Regions from separate parts of the Homo sapiens genome. Here region 2 is linked to region 1. A link is an interaction called in ENCODE POLR2A ChIA-PET data of the cell type or tissue named here. Cell type or tissue: GM12878. All regions are shown on one strand.

Evidence for each region. ChIA-PET counts read pairs that join two places held together with the same protein. Peaks named below come from ENCODE experiments on the same cell type or tissue, not always from the same donor. Only the 100,000 strongest peaks of a DNase experiment are listed, where the experiment ranks them.
Region 2: POLR2A ChIA-PET joins it to region 1 with 7 read pairs; 3 of 35 experiments call an interaction of 5 or more read pairs at or near these places.

What each region holds. Positions count from the first base shown.
Region 1 is chr15:64,120,599-64,128,598 of GRCh38, forward strand. It overlaps SNX1 (sorting nexin 1), which reads left to right. Exons shown (of 15, transcript NM_003099.5): 5 at 2,905-2,948; 6 at 5,481-5,622; 7 at 6,576-6,654; 8 at 7,133-7,208. Among named protein-coding and RNA genes, the nearest start is that of SNX22, 27 kb to the right of the region's middle. In GM12878, no CTCF peak of the experiment used is centred here; no DNase peak of the experiment used is centred here.
Region 2 is chr15:63,623,022-63,631,021 of GRCh38, forward strand. HERC1 (HECT and RLD domain containing E3 ubiquitin protein ligase family member 1) reads right to left here. Exons shown (of 78, transcript NM_003922.4): 69 at 7,445-7,614; 70 at 5,656-5,794; 71 at 2,964-3,133; 72 at 1,137-1,306; 73 at 704-869. Among named protein-coding and RNA genes, the nearest start is that of USP3-AS1, 26 kb to the left of the region's middle. In GM12878, no CTCF peak of the experiment used is centred here; DNase peaks (open chromatin) are centred at 4,070 and 6,600; H3K27ac peaks cover 1,319 bases.

The DNA of each region.
Region 1 (8,000 bases):
CCCAGGAGTTCAGGACCAGCCTGCCCAACATGGCAAGACCATGACTCTACAAAAAGTAAAAAATTAGCCCTGTCTCTACAAAAAAATAAAAAATTACAGAGGCATGGCGGTACATGCCTGTAGTCCCACGTACTTGGGAGGCCGAGGTGGGAGGATCATTTGAGCCTGGAAGGTCAAGGCTGCAGTGAGCTGAGGTAATACTACTGCACTCCACGTTGGGTAACAGAGTGAGATCCTGTCTCAAAAAGAAAAAAAATTTTTTTTTAATTTGAACTGTTGAGTTTTACTTTTCCCAGACTGTTGGACTGGTAGGATGTTTTTGAGCGTCTTACACAGTTCTGTCATCTAACAGAAAAGGAAATTGAGGACCAAAAAGGAAGTAGCTTTCCTGGTAGGGCACAGTGTGGCCCATGATAGATCCTGGACCAGGACTTTGGATTATATGTCTAGATTCTCTCTTGCTTCTCTAATATTTATGGATAGTCTATAAACACATTAATTTTAAGCTAGTTATTCACCGCTTTAAATCCTTGGTGGAATAAGATGAATGAATGGCACTTATTCTCTTAAAATGTAATAAGTCATGATGTCTGAACCAGGAGAGGGAACATACTGGTTTCCTAAGGCTGCTGTAGCAAAGTACCACAAACTGGTTAAAACAACAGAAATTTCTCACAGTTTTGGAGGCCAGAAATCTCAAATCCTGGTGTCGGCAGGCCATTCTCCCTGTGAAGGTGCTAGGGAAGGACTGTTCATGCCTCTCTCCCAGCTTCTGGCAGTCTCAGGCCTTCCTCGGCTTGTCGATGCATCACTTCAGTCTCTGCCTTTGCTGTCATGTGGCATCCTTCCTAAGCGTCTCCACATTGCCTTCCCTCTATGCATGTCTATCTCTGTGTGCACATTCCCTCTTTAACAAATAAGGACACCAACCTGAGTGGAGTAGGGCCCACCCTAATGTCTTCATTTTAACTCAGTTACATCGGTAAAGACCCTGTAAGATCACATTCTGAGGAACTGGGAGTTAGAACGTAAAATGTACCTATTTTGAAGGGGACACAATTTATCCCATTACAGAGAGTAATTTAAACAGCCCATGGATCAGATGCATTTAAACACAAATCACTCTTGGTGATAAGTTTTCACCTCCTTGCCCTGTAGTCTAGATTCTTAGTCATGTTGATGCCAAGAAACCAGCTAATTAAAATATTTTCATATTCAAGGCCTGATCTTTATAACAACGCATTCTGTTTGTGTGGGCTGTTTATTCAACATGTGCTTCTTGTTCCTGCACACGTCTAAATAATTTAGAATTCAACTTTTACCAGGATATGCTTTTTAGAGCCTTGGTAATTTGCATATGTTATCTTCAACTCTGAAATTATTCTGGAAATTTACGTAAATTTAAAACCTTGTATTACTAGCTTATTTGCAGATCTGTGTGCTCTCTATGTACATGCAGTATGTCTCTTTTCATGTACATTGCCTAAGTAAAAGCAGCTGAGAAACAAAATATCTGAAGATCCTGCTTTTCTGTTTTCTCTGTGTTTGCATTTAGACTTTCTTAACTGCAGGCACTAAATTATGGGATTGACTTCTTGGACATTTGACCATAACTATTCTGCTGTGAATGAAATTTTGAATATTACTTCTATAAAATAAACTTAGATTTCTTTTTTTTTTTTCTTTTATCAGTAGTAAACATCCTTAGTAGTATTGGGTAATGTTAATAAGGTGGTTTAGAAGAGAACTAAAGTTGGTAATCAGTATAAAATAATTTCTAAAGTTTAGCTTATGGTTTCTGTTTTATATACACCCTTTTGGTAGGGGCTGGGGAAGTATAGCAGACAAGCCCTGTATTCCTGTGTAATCTTCAAATTCTTGGTAAATTTTTCAAAAAGCAGGCATTTCCAGCCATCTTACTGAAACCAAGTTGTAATGTGGGAAGCTGCTGATCCAGTACTGCCTGCTCTTCCTTCCCTTGGCCCCTCACCCCTCACCCCAGAACCAGTTCAGGGGCTTAAGCAGCTGGTAACTGTTGACCTAGGTTTTCCGGTTTGATGTGGGAAGGAATCAAGGGTGGGGGAGGCAGGGAACAAAACCAACCCCAAACACCATAGTCCAGCACTGGAGCTGTGTCTGTTTGGATTCCAGAATATGTCTTTTCAGTGCTCAGGATATCAATGGCATCTTTATCTCCTTAAGTGGTCTAGGTCAGGACATCACCACAGAGAAAAACAATAGCTTGAATCCCAAATTATTTAACAGTCAAAGACTTCTTCATAAAAATAATTGCTCCAGGAAAGGGAGATTTGTGTGACATTAGGCAGCCAAAGTGTCTTCCTGCCAGACCCTTTGCTCTTGGTGAACATGCTAGATCAGAGAGGTCAGTGTCCCCCCCGGCACCAATGGAGGGGGTTGTGACGATATTTCTGAAAGAGCAAATCGAGCCCAGAGCTAGCCTAGGGTAGAACTACTTGTTTCCTTTTATATCAGTTGCTTCCTTCTCCTCCTGCTTTATACAGCAAGAGAATTGTTTGGTTTTGGACAGATGTGTGTAACCAGCCCAAATATTGGCATGGTAACAACTGATGGATTGTCAGTATCCAGTGCTGCTTTGTGGAGGGTATAAATGGAGCCTGGCCTGGCTTTGGAACAGAGGGCTGACTCTCTTGTGTAACTCAAACTGGGGCTCAGCCAGCATCCATGGGGGCTTGCTATGTGCCACAGAGGCCCTGAGGCAAAGTAGGAACTGGATTCTAAGATTGCATATAAAGCTTGGAGATGAAACAAGCATCCCTTCTTATCCAGGGTTCCTATGGCTTTTATGATTCCTGGTCAAATGTTAGCTGGATTGGCACTGCTTTGGTTTACAAGATAATCTTCTGCTTTCTTGTTCTCTCACAGGGGATGGTATGAATGCATATGTAGCCTACAAAGTTACAACACAGGTGAGTCCAGGTGACCCTGCTGATGACCATCTTCATAGACTTTGGTGCTTATACCAAGGTCATCATTCAGATTATTTCTGGGTATCTCCTTTGTTTCTTTGCCAACATCTTCATGTTTACTCAAGATAGAGCAAGCCTGCATCCCCTTGGTAATCTCATCTGGGTACTCCAGACTGAGTCTTTTTAATACTCTTCCAGAAAGCTAACATTTCAGTGTGATTCTATTAACTCGTGGTATATCTGATACAGCCCCATCCCTCTTAGAGAACCATGTGGTTTGGAGCTAGATTCACAGATTGCCCTAAACCATCTTTTAAAATCTTCAATGCTTCTGAGGTTTCAGAGAGCTTTTTTAAATACTTAACCTTTTGCCCCTCTAGTCTGCTCTTCTTTTGTATATAATATTAATGCATACAAAATGTATACAATGTTGTATACAAGTTAGGAAGCATAATAAATGAAGCCCTAAACTTACCACTAGTCTTAAAGTTGAGTATCATTGGATCCACCTGCGTGTTTTTCCATCATATCCCCTGCCTCATACCTTAGAGGTGTCCTTTCTCCTGAGTTGTCTCTCATTTCCTTTATAAGAAATCTTTACATATATATATATATATATATATATATATATATGACTGTTTTGCTTTGTTTTGAGTTTCATAAAAATAGTATCATGGGGGCCGGTCACGGTGGCTCACGCCTGTAATTCCAGCACTTTGGGAGGCTGAGACGGGCAGATCACAAGGTCAGGAGATCGAGACCATCCTGGCTAACACAGGGAAACCCTGTCTCTACTAAAAATACAAAAAAATTAGCTGGGCATGGTGGCAGGCACCTGTAGCCCCAGCTGCTGGGGAGGCTGAGGCAGGAGAATGGCGTGAACCCGGGAGGCGGAGCTTGCAGTGAGCCGAGATCGCGCCACTGCACTCCAGCCTGGGCGACAGAGGGAGACTCTGTCTCAAAAAAAAAAAAAAAAAAATAGTATCATGCTGATAATTGTGCTTGCTTTATTTAGCATTGTTTCTCTCACCCATCCTTGATGGTCATGGCTGTAGTTAGTTCATATACCACAAAATATTTATGTTTTCCTGTTGTGAACATTTTCTGCTGTCAACATGTTTCTGGTTTTTGTAACTGGGAACTTTCTTGCACATCTCTAGTACACACGTAGAAGGATTTCTCTAGAGTATGTAACCAGGAGTAATTCCCGTGGGTCATAGGTACTGCAAATATTGGACACAAGGAATACAAACTGTTTTTTAAAGTCTTTGTACCAATTTGTACCCCATCAGCAGTGTATAAAAGTTCCCATTGATTCACTTCCTTGCCAGCAATTGGTGAGGCCAACCTCCTTAAATTTTGCCTATCTGGTGAGTTTAAAGTGAACTCTCATTGTGATGTAGCCCTAACTTTTTTGGTAGAAATCTGCTTTGTATTGTCTCTCTACTACTTGTTGGCCTGCGTCCTGTGAGCTCTAGATTATGATACTTTAGAGGTTACTGTCTACAGCTTAGACATTTCATCCAATTCCCACCCTGCTCATCACCTGCTTCCCCTTCTTAGAAGCACTTTTTGTCTGTCTTTAGTTTGGCTGCTGTAATTCCAGCAGCTAATACCCTTAAATAAGTCAATGAGGCTTGGCGCAGTGGCTCACGCCTGTAATCCCAGCACTTTGGGAGGCTGAGGCAGGTGGATCACCTGAGGTCAGGAGTTCGAGAGCAGCCCGGCCAACATGGTGAAACCCCATCTCTACTAAAAAACTATAAAAATTAGCTGGGCCTGGTGGCAGGAGCCTGTAATCCCAGCCACTCAGGAGGCTGAGACAAGAGAATTGCTTGAACCTGGGAGGTGGAGGTTGCAGTGAGCCAAGATTGCACCACTGCACTCCAGCCTGGGTGACAGAGTGAGACTCCATCTCAAAAAAAAAAAAAAAAAAAAGCAGTGAAGAATGAGCTGGGCATGGTAGCGTGTGCCTGTATTCCTAGCTACTTGGGAGGCTGAGGTGGGAGGATCGCTTAAGCCCAGGAGTTTGAGGCTGCAGTAAGCTGTGATCGCACCAATGCACTCCAGCCTGGGCAACAAAGTGAGATCCTGTCTCCAAAAAAAAATAGTCAATAAAAGATGAATGGGTTACTGGTTACTATAGAATTCTAGCTTTAAACTAGAACTGAACATTTCTTTCTTTAGAACAAGAGTTCTTAACCTGGGAATGAAACTGTATTTGAATTTTTTTTTCTCAAGGGTCACCATGGCTTCAGATGTATTTGAATTTAATTGATTGCCTTTATAATCCTATATATTTTTTGCATTTAAAATCATTATTCTGAGAAGAGCTCCTTAGGCTCCCAGACTGCCAAAGGGGAACTATAGTTTTAAAAAGTTTAAGACTCTCTGCCTTGGAGAAAGTTATTTGCCAGGTGACTGAAGGGCAGGGATCTGGGAAATGGGTTTCTTTAATGTCAATAGGATGACTTTCAAGATACCATCCCCTATTTGGAATGAAATTGCCTTGTGTTTTTTCCTGTCCCCAAGACAAGCTTACCATTGTTCAGAAGCAAACAGTTTGCAGTAAAAAGAAGATTTAGTGACTTTCTGGGTCTTTATGAGAAGCTTTCCGAGAAGCACTCTCAGAATGGCTTCATTGTCCCTCCGCCCCCGGAGAAGAGCCTCATAGGTAAGCCTGTGGTCTTTCATTCCACTTGGATTGTTTTCCTTTGCATTCTCTCCAAAATTCACTCACTGTTCAGTATATGAGACTACTTCTATTAACAGTCTTGTGGTTAGAAAAGAGACATTTCCAGTGTTTTCCTACACTGGAGGTCTAGAGAAAAATAGCATATTTTGGCATGTTCTCCTTGGGTGCAGTAGGAGCTCTGGGTTTAGCCTCCAGAGATGTTCGTTTGTTTTCTGTTGGTCTTCAGGAGTCTTACATGATTGCGGTTGCCTCCAGATTGAAATAGACTACATTGGATTAGGGGTCAGAGGAAGAAACCTCTTCATTTTGTTTGTTTGTTTGGTTGGTTTTTTGGTTTTTGTTTGTTTGTTTGTTTTTGAGGTGGAGTCTCGCTCTGTCACCAGGTTGGAGTGCAGTGGCGCGATCTCAGCTCACTGAAACCTCCACCTTCCGGGTTCAAGAGATTCTCCTGCCTCAGCCTCCCGCTTAGCTGGGACTACAGGTGCCCGCCACCATGCCCAGCTAATTTTTGTATTTTTAGTAGAAACAGGGTTTTACCACGTTGGCCAGGATGGTCTTGATCTCTTGACCTCGTGGTCCGCCCGCCTTGGCCTCCCAAAGTGCTGGGATTACAGGTGTGTGCCACTGCGCCCGGCCAGGAGCCTCTTCATTAACATCAGTTGATGTTTGTACTCAGGGTTCCATGGCCGCCTTTTTAAGAAAATGTTTACTCTGCAAGTCCTAGAGTTTAGAACCTTCAGCACTTAGAGACTAGTTTTCAAAAGTGGCTCTCATGTAAAGAACCTTTTGTTCATCCCTGCATATAACATAGAAGTGGCCTTAGGCTGTGTGCTAGCCTCACTGCCTTTCCTCCTGTTGACACTTAAAAAAAAAAAAGATTTATCCTCTTCATGATGATTTATGGTTATTTTGCTTTTTAAATTCCATTCTAGGGATGACAAAAGTGAAAGTTGGGAAGGAAGATTCTTCTTCTGCAGAATTTCTTGAAAAACGGAGGGCCGCTTTAGAAAGGTAAGTGCCATGCAGCCATTTTCCTGAATAATGTGAGGACAAATGAAAAGCTGAAAAGTGAGTCTAAATGACGAGACAGTCCATTGAGTTAGAGATGAAACGTGAATAAATTGAAGTTGCACACCTCCATATTATCTCTTAACTTTTCCTGAGTCGCTTATTTTCCCACCTTGAGAATAGACCATCTTCTGTTTTTTCCCCATCCTGAGTGAGCAGGCAGTCATATTCTTAGACAATCAATCAAATATGAATGGCTCTGAGGTTTCTTTCTGACCAGTTATTTTTCCCTCCCTTTTTGGAAATGTCAGGAATGTGAACTTGAATATGCTTACAAGGAGAGACCTACTTAAGTACCTTATCTTAGGGTACTTTAAGTACAAAAAGTACAGAAGACATGGTATCACTGCCAGCACTGTGTGACGCCCAGAACCTTCTGAGGCCAGCTCAACTAACCAGATGATAACTGCTTACCTTTTAGGTACCTTCAGAGGATTGTAAATCATCCTACCATGTTACAGGACCCTGACGTCAGAGAGTTCTTGGAAAAAGAAGAGGTTAGTATTCAGTGCAAACTGAATTTCATAATTTATATCTGCCCCTAGTGAAACGAAACTAGTTCATTCCAAAAATATGTGAGCACTTAACATGCCTAGTACTAGACTGTATCCTAGTTTTGTGTGAACCCCTGAGAGTGACAAGTATTTTTCAGCCTTTGAAATAAAAGAAGCTCTGCCCGAAGTCAAAAGCAGTTGGTTGTAAGGGTCAAATAGCAGCCTAGTATTGTCTTACTGGATCAACACAGTGATCTATTTGGCAGGTCCTTGGCATGTTGTAGGTTACTTCTTGGCTCAGATTGAATGTATATTTTATGCCAGGCGGGTCACTGGTTAACAGTTACCACAAACCACAGAACTACCATGTAGGAAAAGTGTTGATTGAAGTAGACAGTCTCTTTCACAGGCTATGCGTAGGCTAGTCATGATTGTCAAAAACTGAAAACAGCCCAATTGCTAACAGTGGAAGAATTAAGTAAAATATATCAATATAACCAAATACTTGATTCTCATCATAAACAAAGTATACAGAAATGTTAGTACATGGACATGTATGTTAAAAGAATTACAAAATTTGAAACATGAAATAGCATATAAATACAGCTGTAGAAACATGTAAGTCATTAAGGATCAAAAGAAACACTGGAGTGAAATGTTTTATCTCACAGGAAAGCAAACTAGAAGGAAGTAAGTGACTGGGTAGGGCTATCATTTTGCTTTAATTTTTATTTTTAAATTTTTCTTTCATTTGTATGTAGTATGTGTTACTCCAGTGAAGAAAATGATACTAAA
Region 2 (8,000 bases), 500 kb before region 1:
TCATACTTTATTTTTGTGGTTTCAATTTAAAATGAAATTAGGAAATCCCCCATATGGAAAGCATTCATGTATGAAGAACCAAAAGGAATGAGAAAGTCAATCCAGGGCAGGAGTAGTGGTGGCTGTGAAAAGAGTGTAGTGATGTTCAAATCGAATCAGTAATGATAGCCAACCATTATTTTAGTCACAGGGTTTACTGGAAAAATCCTGATACTAGGTAATGCTGGAAAGGACAGAGCTGATCTGGAAGCAAAGCTGCCAATGCAGATATTAAAATTAGAACTGGTCTAATTTTAAGACCAGTTCGTAACTTTATTTTTCTAACTCCCCTGGAATCTGGCAGTTCTACTTTGTTCTAAAAGCACCAGAATAAATCAGAGCACATGGGTGCTCCTGGATTTGTCTGTTACATAAATGTACATATATGCCATTGTTATTCTGCCAATATTATAACACAACAGATGGTGAGTCATTGGTAGATGCCTAAGAACTGATATTTATGTAGTAAGGTATCTTGACAAAGCGTTTCAAAAGCTGTTGCTCTAATTTACCTACGTATCACTAACAGCATCACTTTATATGAGGCTCACAAATGCATCCTTGCTACATTTATAAAAACATGCCTGGCAGAGTGATCACTGGAAACAGCAAAATGGCCACTAGCAGACTAGATAACTCAGCAGGGGACACTGCAGGAATATACCTGGCACATCTCTGTGATGGTGTCATCAAACACTCCTCCAGCATCATCAGCCCCTTCTCCAACCAGCTTAACCTTCCACGCTCGGGAAGGCAGGCGGAGGTCTGAAGCATTCAGCTTAACTACTTGTCTCGCTATTTGGACAAAAATAGGCTTACACTTCCGTCCTCTTTAAAAGAAAGGGAGAAAGCAATGAAATACAACTCTTACCAATTTCCCCAAAATCACATGATATCTTCCCATCAGTGAATGAAAAAGCTAGTTTAACAGGCAAGCACTGTGCTAGGCCCACTGTAACCACACCAGGTACTAATGTAAGTACTATTACTATCTACCCTGCCTTAGAAGTGAGGAAACCAAGACTCACAGAAATTAGTAATAACATCCATCTGAAAAAATCACAGCTCATTAGTCAAACACACATACATATGCTAACCTGGTTGATATCCTCTTTACAGTTATCTGAGGTCCATAGTTTTTGCCTTGAACCATGGTTTTTCCTATGGAGCGCACCATTGGCAGAGTGTAGACTCTTGGGGCTAACAAAGGCCGAAGTTGTCCCTGTACAATGCCCCAAGTTCCAGCATTATAATGGGATGTGCTGTTCTGTAACAGAAGGTACGGTTATCAGAAATGGTACAATCTAGGCTTAAAAGAAATAACAATTTTCACTTATAGAACATACATTATTTTGGCTGGGCGCAGTGGCTCATGCCTGTAGTCCCAGCACTTTGGGAGGCTGTGGTGGGCGGATCGCTTGAGCCCAGGAGTTCAAGACTAGCCTGGGTAACATGGCAAAACCCATCTCTACAAAAACACAAAAATTAGCTGGGCATGGTGGCATGTGCCTGTACTCCCAGTTACTCAGGAGGCTGAGGTGGGTGGATCACCTGAGTCCAAGGAGGTTGAGGCTGCAGTGAGCTGAGATAATGCTACTGCACTCCAGCCTGGGCACAGAGTGAGACCCTGTCTCAATATTATTTGAAAAATTGAAAAAAGAACATACATTATTTTAAAAATGCACTTTAAGAGCATAAACTCAGGATTAGGAACTATTAGTAACCTTTAAATTTTTCTTCTGATAAAATATATAATTACCATTTTTAAAAACCTTAGAAAATACAGAGAAGGATACACACATGTATGCACAAATTAAGTAATTCCAAATCCTACCATATAGAGATGCCCCATTAATAATTTCATCTATTTCCTTCCAGTTCTCTTCTGTGTATGCACACATAACATTTTTCACAGTTAATATCATTCTGAGCTGCCTTTCTCAGTTAACTTTACATTATAAACATTTCTTCCACTAATTACAGTTTGCTAACACTCTGTTTAGTGCTGCACAGGACTCTGCTGCCTATCTATTTCTAGCAGTGATTTGTCAAATCTCACGCATGCACACACACACACGCACGCACACACAATAGCTAGCCACTTTGTTACTGGACTAGTCCATAAAGATAGACAAATCAGCAAAATTTACTTTATTTCCCCGACCTCCCTTTCCCCAAGACCCAGAATGCTAATTTGTAAGAAGAGAAAAAAGTATCTGAAATTTCTCAGATTAATTTATGTAACAACCCTGACTGTGGTTCCAACAGCTTTGTGTGCTTACATTTTAAAATCATATTTTAGACTTTGTAGAAATGGCTGGTAGAAGTGGCTGGCAGACTTTGTAGAAGTGGCTGGGAGCGGTGGCTCACACCTGTATTCTCAGCACTTTGGGAGGTGGAGGTGGGGGGGATCATTTGAGGTCAGGAGTTCGAGACCAGCCTGACTAACATGGTGAAACCCCATCTTTACTAAAAATACAAAAATTAGCCAGGCATGGTGGCCCAGGCCTGTAATCTCAGCTACTCAGGAGGCTGAGGCAGGAGAATTGCTTGAACCCAAGAGGCAGAGGTTGCAGTGAGCTGAGATTGCGCCACTGCACTCCAGCCTGGGCGACAGAGTGAGACTCCATCTCAAAAAAAAAAAAAAAAAGAAAGAAATGGTATGTGTAGTATGCGTAGCCATTCATACTTGATTTCTGGATAAACCAAAACACAGAAGGAAGACCACTCTGTCCAGCAGCATCATGTCCAACCTCTAGACTGTCCCTAACACAGCAATAAAATGGGAATAGAAGTGTTATCTTATTAGCCATGAAAGAATTTTCCAAAGGCAGAGGGAAAGGCCCTGGGGCCTGGCGAGCATGTCACGGGCACTGCTTACCAAGCCAGTCTGTGCCTGGCTGCTTACCACGCCAGTCTGTTACCTGGTTGTTGGGGCTAAGGTTCAGCAGTCTCCAGGATGAGTACATGAGGTCAGAGAAGTGGTAGAGCAGCCGGAGCCTGGCCCGCACCGTGTGAATGCTGACTTCTCTCAGCGCCCCATACTGGGGGGGCACTGTGTCAGGCAGGCCCAGCTGCAGAGGTACTGACACACCTGTCCAGAAAGCAAATGGGCACTTATGAAGGAAACAGCATTGCTTTCACTTTTCACATTTTGAAAAATTTCAAGCATACAGAGAAGTTGAGATAATTACACAATGGACACCCATTCAAACCTCTATCCATCGATTCATCTTAGTTTGGTGTGTGCATTTGTGTTGGTTTTTAAAATGTCTTTATCAGGGGGCGGAGAAAAAAATAAAATAAAATAAAATGTCTTCATTATTATGGAAATGAAACCTGGTATTTTCTCTTTTTGTTTCCCATTTTATTTAACAATAGAACTTAGGCAGTTCTTTCACAAAAATAAAGCCAAATTTTTCCTTTCATATTTAATAATTGTCATCTTCATAATACCACAAATGTGGGCAAGGACTAAGTAGGCAGTTCTGGAAAATGGAAATGGGAAACTTAGCAGAGCCAACTCCATATTCACTAGGGATCTGATAGCAAGTATTCATGACAGAAACATATAGGTGCATGATTCATGAGGCTTTTACTACAAGAATAAGAGTTCTGTAAGAAGCAAAGACTACAAGGCCTGCAGCCACAGCTACCCTCCTATAAAAACACATAAAAGAATAAAAACAAGATACAAACTCACTTCAGTTTCCTGTAAATAAAGACTGGTACAGTGCAATTCCTAGATTTATTATTATTGTTCGTAGTAAAAACTAACATTTACTGAGTACCTTCTATGTGCCTGGCACTATTCTAAGAGCTTTACATGAATGGGGCCACTTACTTCTACAGCTCTTTGCAGTAGGTGCTATTATTATCCTCATTTTACAGACAAAACACTGAGTCTCAAGGTCACTCAGATCATATGTGGAGGAGCTGGGATTCAGCCCCAGCAATGTGGCCCCAGAGCTTGAACCTTTACCTGTCACACTGGATAGCTTCTGCCCTAAAGTGGAAGTGAAATCCCTCTGAAGCCACTGAGTACCTGAAATTGTCAGTGCGTAGGCAGCTCTGCTCATTCTAGATTCTGTTAATAGAAACCATTTCCTGCTTGTTTGGCATCTACCTGGAATTCCCACTTTTCTCTCTTAGATATCTAAGAAACAAAATCCCTATGGGGAATCTTAGGACCCCCCCTAAGAAATAGAGGGGTTAACAAAACTGGAAGAGAATGCTGAGCTCTTAGGCACAATGTTGCTTCAGGGAAATTCTAGTGCCTTAGACACCAGAAGATGGTAGAAAGACAAGGCTTGAGGGCCTTGTCCAATAGGCTGGACACAGTGGCTCACACCTGTAATCCCAGCACTTTGGGACGCTGAGGCTTGAACTCCAGACTTGAGGTCAGGAGTTCAAGACCAGCCTGGCCAATATGGCGAAACACCATCTCTACTAAAAATATTAAAATGAGTTGGGCGTGGTGGCACATGCCTGTAATCCCAGCTACGTGGGAGGCTGAGGCAGGAGAATCGCTTGAACCCGGGAGGCAGAGGTTGCAGTAAGCCGAGATTGCGCCATTACACTCCAGCCTGGGCAACAAAGTGAGACTCTGTCTCGAAAAAAAAAAAAAAAAGGAAACTGCCCAAATATGAAGAAATGTGTAAGAATGACAAATGTCACAACATTAAGGTAACAGCTACATCTGGAAGGAATGGAAGATAGATCAAATCAGAAAGGGCCCACAGTTGGGTGTTGAGCACACAAGTATGTATTATGGTTTTCTTTAAATCTTTGTGTAGCTATACAAAAATTTCATAATAAATTAAAAATAAAACAAACAACAAAAAGCTTGAAGTAGCCCACCAGTCTTGCTAAACACAGGAATAAAATGGCAGCAAGTTGACTGCTGTGCCAATGCACAGACATCATGTTTCAAATGGTTAACTAAGGTGAGGAATTTGACAAATGGTCTCAGGGCTTTTAATCTTTATTTCTAACAGTGGGCCTTAGAAAGCTATAATTTGTCATTTCTTTTATATATTAAAAATACCGGCCAGGCGCTGTGGCTCATGCCTGTAATCCTAACACTTTGGGAGGCTGAGGCGGGCGGATCACTGGAGGTCAGGAATTTGAGACCAGCCTGGCCAACATGGCGAAACCCCGTTTCTACTAAAAACAGAAAAAATTAGCCAGGAATGGTAGTGCATGCCTGTAGTCCCAGCTACTTGGGAGGCTGAGGCAGCAGTCATTTGAACCTGGGAGGCGGAGGCTGCAGTGAGCTGAGATCACACCACTGCACTCCAGCCTAGGTGACAGAGCAAGACTCCATCTCAAAAAAAAACTTAGTTGCTGCTAAAATTATAAATTTTTGCTTGCATAAGTAATATGTATTCTGCTTTTGGGAGTGCAGAGAGGACGTGGTTCATACTGATGTCAGCAGAACAAATGCCTGCTATGAAAATACTTCCAGTGCTAGTAGCACAAAGAATGCTTTGTGTGGCAGAAGGCTTGATGGTTTCACAACGATGCTGGATACAGTTGGGAACTGGCAAGCAGACAGTGCCATGGGGTACTGCTAAAAAAGAAACGCTGCAGGAGCATGAATATTTCATTCCTCACCTGGTGCTCTTGGTGGGACAGGTGGTGCTGTCCATGCAGCACTGTGGCAGCGGCCAGCCGAGATCTGCCGAACATTTTTCCCTTGCAGACCTGTTACCAGGGTTGGTTCTCGAACATGGTTGGTATGGCCTAAGCCGAGCTGGGAATAAATCACAAATATACAGACATTCAATTAGAAAGAGGAAGAGAGGAAGTCAATATGAAATTTTTCTTAGATGGTGGCAGACATAAATAAGTTAATAACTGTACCATGCATCAGCATCAATAAAACACATTCTTTTTTTTTTTTTTTGAGATGGAGTCTTGCTCTGTTGTCCAGGCTGGAGTGCAGTGGCACAATCTCAGCTCACTGCAAGCTCTGCCTCCCTGGTTCAAGCAATTTTCTGCCTCAGCCTCCCAAGTGGCTGAGATTACAGGTGCCCGCCACCACACCTGGCTAATTTTTGTATTTTTAGTAGAGATGGGGTTTCACCATCTTGGCCAGGCTGATCTTGAACTCCTGAGCTCAGGCAATCCACCCACCTTGGCCTCCCAAAGTGCTGGGATTACAGGTGTGAGCCACCACGCCCAGCCCCCAATAATAAAATACATTCTGATTTTCTTTATCATAACAGTCCTCACAGCTCCGACTGCTAAAAACTAAGCTGCAACAAGGCCATTCCAAATCTAGCAGATGAGTCTTAATGACTAAACACATCCTTGGATTCCACTTACGGAAAGGAAATGAATTCTTGGAAAGTTAAGTAATAACAGAATGATCTATGGAGCTTTTACTTAAAACACACTGATTTCTGTGTAACAATAAATAAACATATACAAAAACATATATGGAAGCAAATTCTAATCTCCAAACCTCTATACTTAGGGTCTGACTGGGACAGCCAGTGTTTCAGCAGCTAAGCAAATCAACATCATTAGGAAGGATCACGTCACGGCACTGCCAGGAAACTCCCAAAGGTGCCTTCAACATTAACTCTCCTCTCAGTAAGAGTGCAACCACAATGACGAGCAGCTTCCTTGTCTGTTAATGCAGTGATGAGGAGACCACAGGAGTCAAACTGAGGCTAATATGAATAATGCTAGACCTTGAACTTAAGGGTCCCTGGCACTAGGGGAAGCCAGACCAAGAGAGGATTTTTGGAGGAAGGGGAAGTGGCTCTGCATGTGGAGCTAAAAGTCACCGTCATAGCATCTCAGACATCTCACACCAAGGTCTCTCCCTCCTTCATAAATAGAGGAGGGTGAATACATCAACCTCTTGAGTCTCTTATCAGTATCTCAGAGGCTCAGTTTAATCCTATAAATAATGGGAGTGACAAGACTTCCTGCAAAAACCTAAAGATACTTTGTATGCCATCATATTATAAAATATAAAAATATTATTGTTTCATTCTTTTTCCCATATCAACTGATGTTCCCAGGACCTAATCTCACATCTTGCTGTAGTAATGATGATAATGTTGACAGTAGCAAATCCTTACATACTGCAGCTTACTACATGCCAGGCACTTAACAGTGTATGAGGACACACACATAAATACTCAGCCAATCCCCTTAATCACTTTGCTGTACTACCAGAATTGTTTTAAACCATGGTATAATACTTCTTTGGCCGCAGTCGAGAGAGAAAGACATAACTAGACTTACAAAATAATCAGTCCCATAGCAAAGTGATGTGCTTGGAGTATTGCAGTAGATTATGAATTTCCTAGCTTATCTCTTTCCCCAACTGAGGAACACTGTGAGATTTCTAGAATATGAGAAAGCAGCAAGCAATATAAATATTTACCTGCCCTTCTGAATTGCTCCCCCAGGCATACACATCTCCATTTGATGCCAAAGCAAGTGTGTGTTCAGCTCCAACTGCCACATCTTCTATGATTACTCCAGCCAGGACAGGGATTTGTTGCGGTCGATTGTGATTGCGAGCACGCCCCTCTGGCAAGCCTATCAGGCGATCTGAAAAAAACAAAACAAAAACATGTGGAAATGTTATGCACCACACAACACAGTGCTTTTATATTTTCTGATCAGTCATTTAGCTTATTATGGTGGAATGGCAATGACACATATAACTCAACTGAGGCTAAAGCTGCTATTCTGGAAAGGTACACCACGTTCTGAATAAATAAAAAGTGTGAAGCTGTTTCTCTGCAAAACATCACAGGCTCTTTATTCATAAAAATTTTTTAAAAAGTTGTATCTAAACTCGGTAACTTGTTTCAAAATAAGAGGCTTCTCCAATATCCACATCTTTGAAAGGATAGGGTCTGACTGACACAGTTCAGGCCCTCAAGTTTCTTATGTTCTTTTTTGAGACAGGGTCTCGCTCTGTCGCCCAGACT